2 separate regions of the Homo sapiens genome follow, and region 2 is linked to region 1. A link is an interaction called in ENCODE POLR2A ChIA-PET data of the cell type or tissue named here. Cell type or tissue: HepG2. All regions are shown on one strand. Links, peaks and the distances in the headings refer to the core of each region. The heading gives the core; the rest is flanking DNA.

Region 1 (4,387 bases), core at 160-4,159:
CACTCAACAATCACGTTTGGAGAAAAAAGATTATATTTCTGCTCAAAGGTGTGTTCATTTAAGGTGAGAAAACAAGGCACTGGGGCTTGGCAAAGAATGCCACAGGCCAGTGGTGAGATTATTAGGCAGCCATGAGCAAGAGCTGGAGGAACAATTTTAGGCTTTGAAAGGAGAAAGAGGGAGAAAAAGGCTGGGCGCGGTGGCTCACGTCTGTAATTCCAGCACTTTGGGAGGCCAAGGTGGGCAGATCACTTGAGGTCAGGAGTTCGAGACCAGCCTGGCCAACATGGTGAAACCCTGTCTGTACTAAAAATACAAAAATTAGCCAGGTGTGGTGGCACATGCCTATAATCCCAGCTACTCAGGAGGCTGAGGCACGAGAATTGCTTGAACCCAGGAGGCGGAGGCTGCAGTGAGCCAAGATCGCACCATTGCATTCCAGACTGGGTGACAGAGCGAGACTCCCTCTCAGAACAAAACAAACAAAAAGAATAAGAAAATCAACCCTTACAAGGGAGCCACTAATTAACTAGGCACAGTGCTAGGTGCATACATACATGTGATCTTTGCTGAATTCCTTAGAGAGAGAGGAGGCTCTTCTCTTGGTTTTACAGGAGAAACCAAGGCTTACAGGTTGGGCACAGTGGCTCATGACTGTAATCTCAGCACTTTGGGAGGCTGAGGCAGGAGGACTGCTTGAGTCCAGAAGTTTGAGACCAGCCTGAGCAGTATAGGGAGACCCCCCATCTCTGCAAATAAATAAAAAATTAGCTGGGCATGGTAGCATGTGCCTGTAGTCTTAGCTACTCAGAAGACTGAGCTGAGTTGGGAGGATTGCTTGAGCCCAGGACGTCAAGGCTGCAGTGAGCTATGGGTGACAGAGCAAAACAAAATAAATAAATAAATAAATAAAGGAAAGAAAAAAAAGAAACCAAGGCTTGCAGATGTGACTTGCCCCAGGTCCCCAGGGCTGGTCAGTGGCAGCGCTGAGATCTGGACATCTGTGTGAAGGTTACTCACCTAATGCTCCTCTGTCTCCCTGGGTCCTTTTCTCTTCCAGGGGCAACTGGATTGGCGAGTCCCCGTACAAGATGGGAAAGCCGTGCTCCTCCTGTCCCCCCAGTTATCAAGGCAGCTGCAATAGCAACATGTGCTTCAAGGGGCTGAAATCCAACAAGTTCACGTGGTTCTGAATTTTCTCTGGGCTTTGGTGCGCCTCCAGCTGGGCCTGACCCTCCATGTCCTGCCCTCAAAAAACTGGGTGGAGAAATAATTGTTTCTTTAAAGGATATGAGTTAGAATCACCCCCTGTTGAATTTTCCCTCCTAGATCCCCTTCTTAAATGTCCAACATGGGTCAAAAGAAAATGACCTCCTTGCCTTCCTTCTTTCCTAGTTGCATCTTTCTTTTCTTGGGCCTCTGGGAAAGAGCCCTGCATCTTTCATTAATTCGGTTCTCAGAGAACCAAGGCTGGAAGGCATAGAACTGGCACCTTGGGACCAGGCATAATGGCTCACACCTATAATCCCAGTATTTTGGGAGGCTGAGGTGGGAGAATCACTTGAGTCCTGGAGTTGGAGAACAGCCTGGAAAGCCTGGCGATACCCCATCTCTATTTAGAAACAAACAAACAAACAAATAAAAAACCTGGCACCTCGGTTTTGTAACTCTCAGGCTTTGTCAAACCCAAATGACTTTGTCCATCCAATGAAAGGAATTCCACTGGGTGCGGCGGCTCACACCGGTAATCCCAGCACTTTGGGAGGCTGAGGCAGGTGGATCACCTGAGGTCAACAGTTCGAGACCAGCCTGGCCAACATGGTGAAACTCTGTCTCTACTAAAAATACAAAAATTAGCCAGGAGTGGTGGCTCGCGCCTATAATCGCAGCTACTCGGGAGGCTGAGGCAGGAGAATCGCTTGAACCTAGGAGGCGGAGGTTGCAGTGAACAGAGATCCAGCGACTGCATTCCAGCCTGAGGACAGAGTGAGACTCTGTCTCTAAAAAAAAAAAAAAAAAGAAAGAAAGAAAGGAAACCCGCTTTCATTCGTCTCATAACAGTCAACCAGTTTCTGGGCAGTCTTTGAGGACTCGTGATTCGCTCCCTGAGTTGGGCACATTTCAGGCCCATGATTTTGAAAAACATTGAAATTGGCTTGTGGACATCCGCCCCCCCACCCCCACTGCATGGTACTGGAGCCACGACAGAGTCCAGGCCCCCCTTTTTACAGATGGGTACACTGAGGCTCAGAGCAGGGTGTAACTTACCCAGAGCTGCACAGCTTGTCTTTGATGGCCAAGGTTAGAGCTCAGTCTCTCACAGCTCCTTCCTGCTTCCTCGGCTCTCAGAACTGAGAAGTGAAAACCAAAGTTGGCCTGAGGGGACTCTCTCTGGGCCTTTTTTTCTCTATCTCTGCCTCGGTCTCTCTCTCTTTTGTCTACTGTCCGTTCTATCTCTGCCTGTTTTTGTTTTGGTCTCTGCATCTCTGATTCTTTTTCTCCCATATAATCTTACTCTCATTCCAATAAACCATTTCCCCTCTCCCCCCACCATCCCACCCAGGGATCATAGCACACAAAAGTCCTTTTGTCTCCAGAGATAGTAAAATCTCCTCCCTCAGACCTTGCCCTGCAGCTGGGGCCCACTCCCTGCCTGGCTGGAGAGCTTTTCCTTTGAAGACCCGGGATGGAAAACAGGCCCTTTTCCATGGAGTCCCTACGTTGTCCTGGATGGAATGAATTTTCTCATCCTGTGCATGTCACCCCCTCCCATTCCACCCCCAATAAAGTCTTTTGAGATCCAGTGTAGTGGCTCTTTCTGGTCCCTCCCTCTCTTGGCTCCCAAGAGGGTCAAAACACAAGGAATGGGAACTGGGTGGGGGAAGATGGGTGAGAGGAAAACCAGCTCAACTGGAAGACCAGGGGAAGGAACTAACAGCGCTTTGGGCCCCGCTCTGCAGAAGGCTAGATCAATGCACAAGTGCATGCACGTATACTATTGCTCCACTTTACAGATGAGATAAATGAGGCATGGGGTGAGTACTAGCTTCCAAATGCTGGAAATGAGTGAAATAAGAGAATTAAGAGGTTGGGCGTGGTGGCTCATGCCTGTAATCCCAGCACTTTGGGAGGCCAAGGCGGCAGATAGCTTGAGGCCAGGAGTTCAAGACCAGTCTGGGCAACACAGTGAAACCCTGTCTCTACTAAAATTACAAAAATTAGCCAAGCATGGTGGGGCACGCCTGTAATCCCAGCTACTCAGGAGGCTGAGACACCAGAATTGCTTGAACCCAGGAAGTGAAGGTTGCGGTGAGCCAAGACTGCACCACTGCACTCCAGCCTGGGTGACACAGCAAGTCTGTGTCTCAAAAAAAAAAAAAAAAAGAGAGAGAGAATTAAGGACACTGTTGTGAGTTCATTGTTCTTAGACTATATCTTTCCTACTTTATTTTTTGGAATGGGCTCTCGAAGGCAGTATCAGAAATGGAAAACCGAAGAGATCACGTGGAATTCCCACCTTACAGTGGCACTTTTGGCTTGTCTCTTCCCTGGCACAGTGGCTCATACCTGTAATCCCAGCACTTTGGGAGGCCAAGGAAGGTGGATCACCTGAGTTCAGGAGTTCCAGACCAGCCTGACCAACATGGTGAAACCCCGTCTCTACTAAAAATACAAAATTAGCCAGGCGTGGTGCTGTGTGCCTGTAATCCCAGCTACTTGGGAGGCTGAGGAAGGAGAATCGCTTGAACCCAGGAGGCGGAGGTTAAAGTGAGCCGAGATGGCGCCATTGCACTCCAGCCTGGACAACAAGAGCAAAACTCTGTCTCAGAAAAAAAAAAAAAAAAAAAAGAACAGATTTAATGAAACTTCTTGAATCCCAGTTTTTACATCTGTAAAATGGGAATATTGACAGTGACAATTCAATGACGTTAAGAATATACAATGCTGACAAACTAAAGAGTTCATAAATGCCAGTGGTTGTCATCCTCATTATCCTGGTGCTCAGGAAGGCAATGTGAGACCTGTTGAAATAGCACGGGCTTTGGGGTCAGATGATGCTGAATTCCAGTTCTGTGTTGGCTCCTTCGTAGTTATGTGACCTCATGACGCCACTTCATGCAGGGGGTTACGTACCACTTAAATCTCCAGAACATTTTGGGAAATTGACATAGGGTTAGCAAACCTCCCCCACCCCCATATAAAAATATTAATACTTTTTTTTTTTCTGAGATGGAGTCTGGCTCTGTCGCCAAGGCTGCAGTGCAGTAGTGCAATCTTGGCTCACTGCAACATTTGCCTCCTAGGTTGAAACGATTCTCCTCCTTCAGCCTCCCGAGTAGCTGAGATTACAGGTGCTCGCTGCCACACCCAGCTAATTTTTGTATTT
Region 2 (4,387 bases), core at 289-4,288, 77 kb before region 1:
TGAGGGAAGTCAGTCCAACATCACTGTTGCTCTCCCTCCTCTCCCGCCCCTGCTTCCTACTTGCCTAACTTTCCGAAGCCAGAGGGCATGAGCCCCGGGGGGTGGAGCCAGCAAGTGAGTTTCCTGGGGTGCAGAACAACATGGAGAAGGGGGAGGAGCACCTAGAAAGGCAACCTGAAGAGATGTGGAGACGTGGCATGGAGCAGGTGCAGAGGGCACATGGAGGGCTTGGCCGTGGGGTTAGGACACGCCCTGCATTGGTCCGCATCAGCAGTATGGAGCGGTTTTGCAGCATTGAGGTGGGGAGTGTGGGCTTTCATCTCTGAAAGCTGCTATCTTCTGAACGAACCATGAGGTGATGTCATTGGCTGAGAGGGAGCTGGGGAAAGGATGTGAGAAGGGTGAGAAGAGAGGATGAAAAGATGCAATTGTCTCCACAGGGAGCAGGAAGCACTCAAGAAATATAATAGGACCCTGGGCAGCACGGAGTGCCCTCCTGGGCTTTGCGGTCCTGACATTAAAGTGTAACCAGTTGGCCTCATTGTGAGATCGCCTCCAGCTGGCAGACCCAGAGAAGTGCAGAAGGGGCTCATCCAGGCCTGGGGTTTGCAAAGGGAACACACAAGTAGAGGAGAAGAGAGGAGAACAGGGAAGGGATCAGATACCAGATTGCTGCCCAGGCGCACACACAAACACGGACATGCATAGAAGGCCATCAGCATTTGCCTACAAACATAAACATAGGCATGAACATAATAGTGAACATGTCTGAGGCAAACATCCAGATTCGCCTGGGCTTAAACTGCACTCACATGTGTGGTAATCCCACACCACGTGGACACAGATGCCCAGGAGAGTGAATATCCACATGCATATAAACAATCGGCTGCATGGATTTGTGCAGGCAGACACAGGGCAAACATGCAGTCTATGCGGGATACAGACGCATGAAGAGATCTGCACACAGACCTGAGTAAAGAACTCATGTACTGAAAGCGGCCTGAGTTGACGTGGAGATACCTGCTGTGTCTATGCTCATTTGCATGTGGAAATAAGTAGCTTAATAGAGTGGTTACAACCACAGAATCTGGAACCAGATGGCCTAAGTTCAAATCTAGGCTCTGCTCTGACACATATTAGCTGAGGTTTCACTAAGTTACTTAACCTCTCTGTGCCTCGATTGCCTCATCTGTAAAGTGGGGATAATAACATCACCTTTATAGAGTTGTTGGAAGATCCAGGGAATTATACCACACTGTCCTGGTTCGCCTCCTATCTCTTGGGCTGCTTCTTCTCATGTCCCTTGCTGGTTTCTCCATGTTGCCCAGTATCTAAACCTAGTCCCTGGGCCTGTTCTCTGATCTGTCTACCCACACTCCCTTGCTGGTATCATGCAGTCTGCAGCTGGGGACTTACGTCACTTGATCCTTTCACTGTCCGTCACTCCCATCACAATCGCACCTCCCTCCGTACCTAGTGGTGATTCCCTGGTTCATCATTAGGAGAACTTTCGTGCCTGCACATTCAACTCCCTGGCCCTCCATACTTGCTTTGCAAAACCTCAAACCTTGTTGAACCCAGCTCTCCACCTACTCAGCGCCTTCACCTGTGAAGCTATATGTGGCTGGAGAAACACACAGGATGCTGGCAGGACTCACTTTGTATTCATGACTGCAAGCCTTAGGTGACCTCAATGCTGCCCCAAGCCTCCCCCCTTCACTCTCTAGATGACTCCTTTATGCCTTCTTCCTCCTCCGCCCTCCAGCCACCTCCCCCACATCCTCACTCAGAACTGATCACTTTAGGTTAGTGCAAAAATAATTGTGGTTTTGGCCATTAAAAGTAATGGCAATATATCACTGAGAAAATCAAAGCATTAGAAAGAGATCTTCACAGCTCTGATCCCCACAACGACCCACCCACTGTATATCATCAATTCTAAGATGCATCTTTGTTAGACCACATCTTAGCATCTCTGAAACTGGAATGTTTATTCCAGTCAATAGTTTAATTCTCCTTTCTTACTTTTGGATAAGTGTCTTATATTTAATAGTAACTTAGATTTGATGAAATACGGTAGTATATATGCCCTCTTGTTACCAAGGGATGGACTGTTCTTGTCCTTGTCCAAGGATGGAAGGGATTGTCCTTTAAAACCAATCCCTTCCCTAGTGCACCAGATCCCATCCACTCTCATCCCTGTAAGAACACCACATCCGTAATTCTATCCACTCTTCCCCATAGAATCTTTCCCTTCTCTGTGGCATCATCCACAAACACATGCTATTTTATTCCTCCCAACTTATGAAAATGCTCTTGACTTGTCTCTCACTACTGGCCCATCCTCCCCATTCTAGCAAAATTCTGTGGCAGAATGATCTTTGTTCACCATCTCCAATTCCTCTCCTCCCTTTCTCTTTGAACTCCCTCCAAACCAGCTTTTAAGTCAGCATTCTACTCCAGCTGCTCTTGCCAGGGTCGCCAGTCGGTAAACGCAGTCACCAGTTCTCAGGCCTCCTATTTGACCTCAACACAGCATGTGAACACAGCTGAGCACTGTCTCCTCTTCGGAACCCTGTCCTAAGTTGACTTGCTGGACACCACACTCTCCTGGTTCTTCTCCTACCTGAAAGGCGGCTCCTTCTTATCATCTTTGCTGGTTTCTCTTGGTGTCAATATTTAAAGTTTGCAGAGGGACCCCGGGTTCAGTCCCTTGCCCTATTTCCAAGTCTGGCTACACTGATACTGTCCACTCTCCTGGCTTTAAATACCACCTCCACATTGATGGTGCTTCTCTGAGCCTGGAACCTGCATCACTAACTCCCAACTCATTATCTCCCCTCGGGGGCCCATCAGGTGTCTTCTTTGTTTGTTTGTTTGTTTGTTAGTTTTTGAGACAGGGTCTCTCTGTCACCCAGGCTGGAGTGCGGTGGTGTGAAAAAGGCTCACTGCAACCTCGACCTTCCGGGCTCGAGCCATCCTCCTGCCTCAGCCTCCCTAGTAGCTGGGACCACAGGCGCACATGCTACCGATTCAGCTATTTTTAAATTTTTCTGTAGAGAGGAGGGTCTCGCCATGTTGCCCAGGCTGGTCTCAAACTCCTGTGCTCAAGCAATCCTCCTGCCTTAGCCTCCTAAAGTAAGGGAGAGAGATGTGAGCCACTGCACCCAGCCTCATCAGGTGCCTTGAAGATTACCTATTCAAGGATAACCTTCTGATGAGAGCCTTCATTACACTTTACCCCTTTCCCTGTGACTATGAGCCTCTTGAGGGGAGACATTGTATTGTGTCGTGTCTTCATGCCCAGCACATACTGCCAGGTAACCACTTGCTAAATGAATGAATCCGTGACCAAGAAGATGTAGAGCAGAAGGAGGGGGCTCAGGTTTTGACGGTAGGGAGCACTGGACTCATGGAATTCCTGAACTGAAAGGAACAACCTGTTCAAAGGTGCGGGGGCAAGCCTCCCAGGAAAGCAGCCATCACAGGAAGGGAAGGGAGAGGGGAGAGCATTCCGGGCATGGGGTACAGCAGAGACAAAGGCCCGGAGGCTGAAGTGGCAGCTTGTTGGGGAAGACAGTGGACCAATGGGCAATTCATGAGGAGTCAAGATTATAGACATATTAAAGCTAAACTCACTCTTGAAAGGGCTTAACGTCTAGGCACAGGAACTTGGACATTAAGGTGTAGTCAGTGGGGGAGAATTAAAGATTTTTGAGCAAAGAGGAGATGTAAGAGACCAAAGATGCTCCAGAATTTCAGGTCAAAACAACTAGGAGAAAATATTGCACAAACAAGTGTTTTCTAAAAATGCAGGCTAATTTTTTCTTTCTTAATCCCAAATGCAATAGTCAAGCTAAATTTAGATGACACAAAAACATGGTGATAAATAATGTAAAACCACGTTGTGTGAGTTATCCTCTTTTGATTACATCAAAGAAAGAGTATTAGTAAGATGTTAGTGCTTAACCCCTTTATAATATGTGTTTAACATCTGCCCCTTTCTTAAAATCAAAATGAGGCCAGGTGTGGTGGCTCACACCTGTAATCCCAGCACTTTGGGATGCCGAGGCAGGCGGATCATCTAAGGTCAGGATTTCAAGACCAGCCTGGCCAACGTGGCAAAACCCCATCTCTAGTAAAAATACCAAAAAAAAAAAAAAATAATAGCCAGGCATGATGGTGCATACCTGTAGTCCCAGCTACTTGGAATGCTGAGGCAGAAGAATTGTTTGAACCCTGGAGGTGGAGGTTGCAGTGAGCCAAGATTGCACCACTGCACTGCAGCCTGGGTGACAGAGCGAGACTTTGTCAAAAAGAAAGAAAGAAAGAAGGAAAGGAAGGAAGGAAGGAAGGAAGGAAGGAAAAGAAAAGAAAGGGAAAGAAA

What was found. Peaks named below come from ENCODE experiments on the same cell type or tissue, not always from the same donor. Only the 100,000 strongest peaks of a DNase experiment are listed, where the experiment ranks them.
Region 2: POLR2A ChIA-PET joins it to region 1 with 10 read pairs; 3 of 35 experiments call an interaction of 5 or more read pairs at or near these places.

Annotation. Positions count from the first base shown.
Region 1 is chr20:44,349,600-44,353,986 of GRCh38, forward strand. R3HDML (R3H domain containing like) reads left to right here. Exons shown (of 5, transcript NM_178491.4): 5 at 1,061-1,639. The coding sequence ends at 1,193. It overlaps R3HDML-AS1 (R3HDML antisense RNA 1), which reads right to left. Exons shown (of 4, transcript NR_184036.1): 2 at 2,269-2,351; 3 at 1,021-1,257. Among named protein-coding and RNA genes, the nearest start is that of R3HDML-AS1, 3.4 kb to the right of the region's middle. RefSeq lists an enhancer at 3,432-3,931. In HepG2, for the core only: no CTCF peak of the experiment used is centred there; a DNase peak (open chromatin) is centred at 2,652; H3K4me3 peaks cover 660 bases.
Region 2 is chr20:44,272,020-44,276,406 of GRCh38, forward strand. All of the region lies in intron 5 of GDAP1L1 (ganglioside induced differentiation associated protein 1 like 1), which reads left to right. Among named protein-coding and RNA genes, the nearest start is that of GDAP1L1, 27 kb to the left of the region's middle. RefSeq lists an enhancer at 226-735 and a silencer at 2,370-2,664. In HepG2, for the core only: a CTCF peak has its summit at 557; a DNase peak (open chromatin) is centred at 2,492.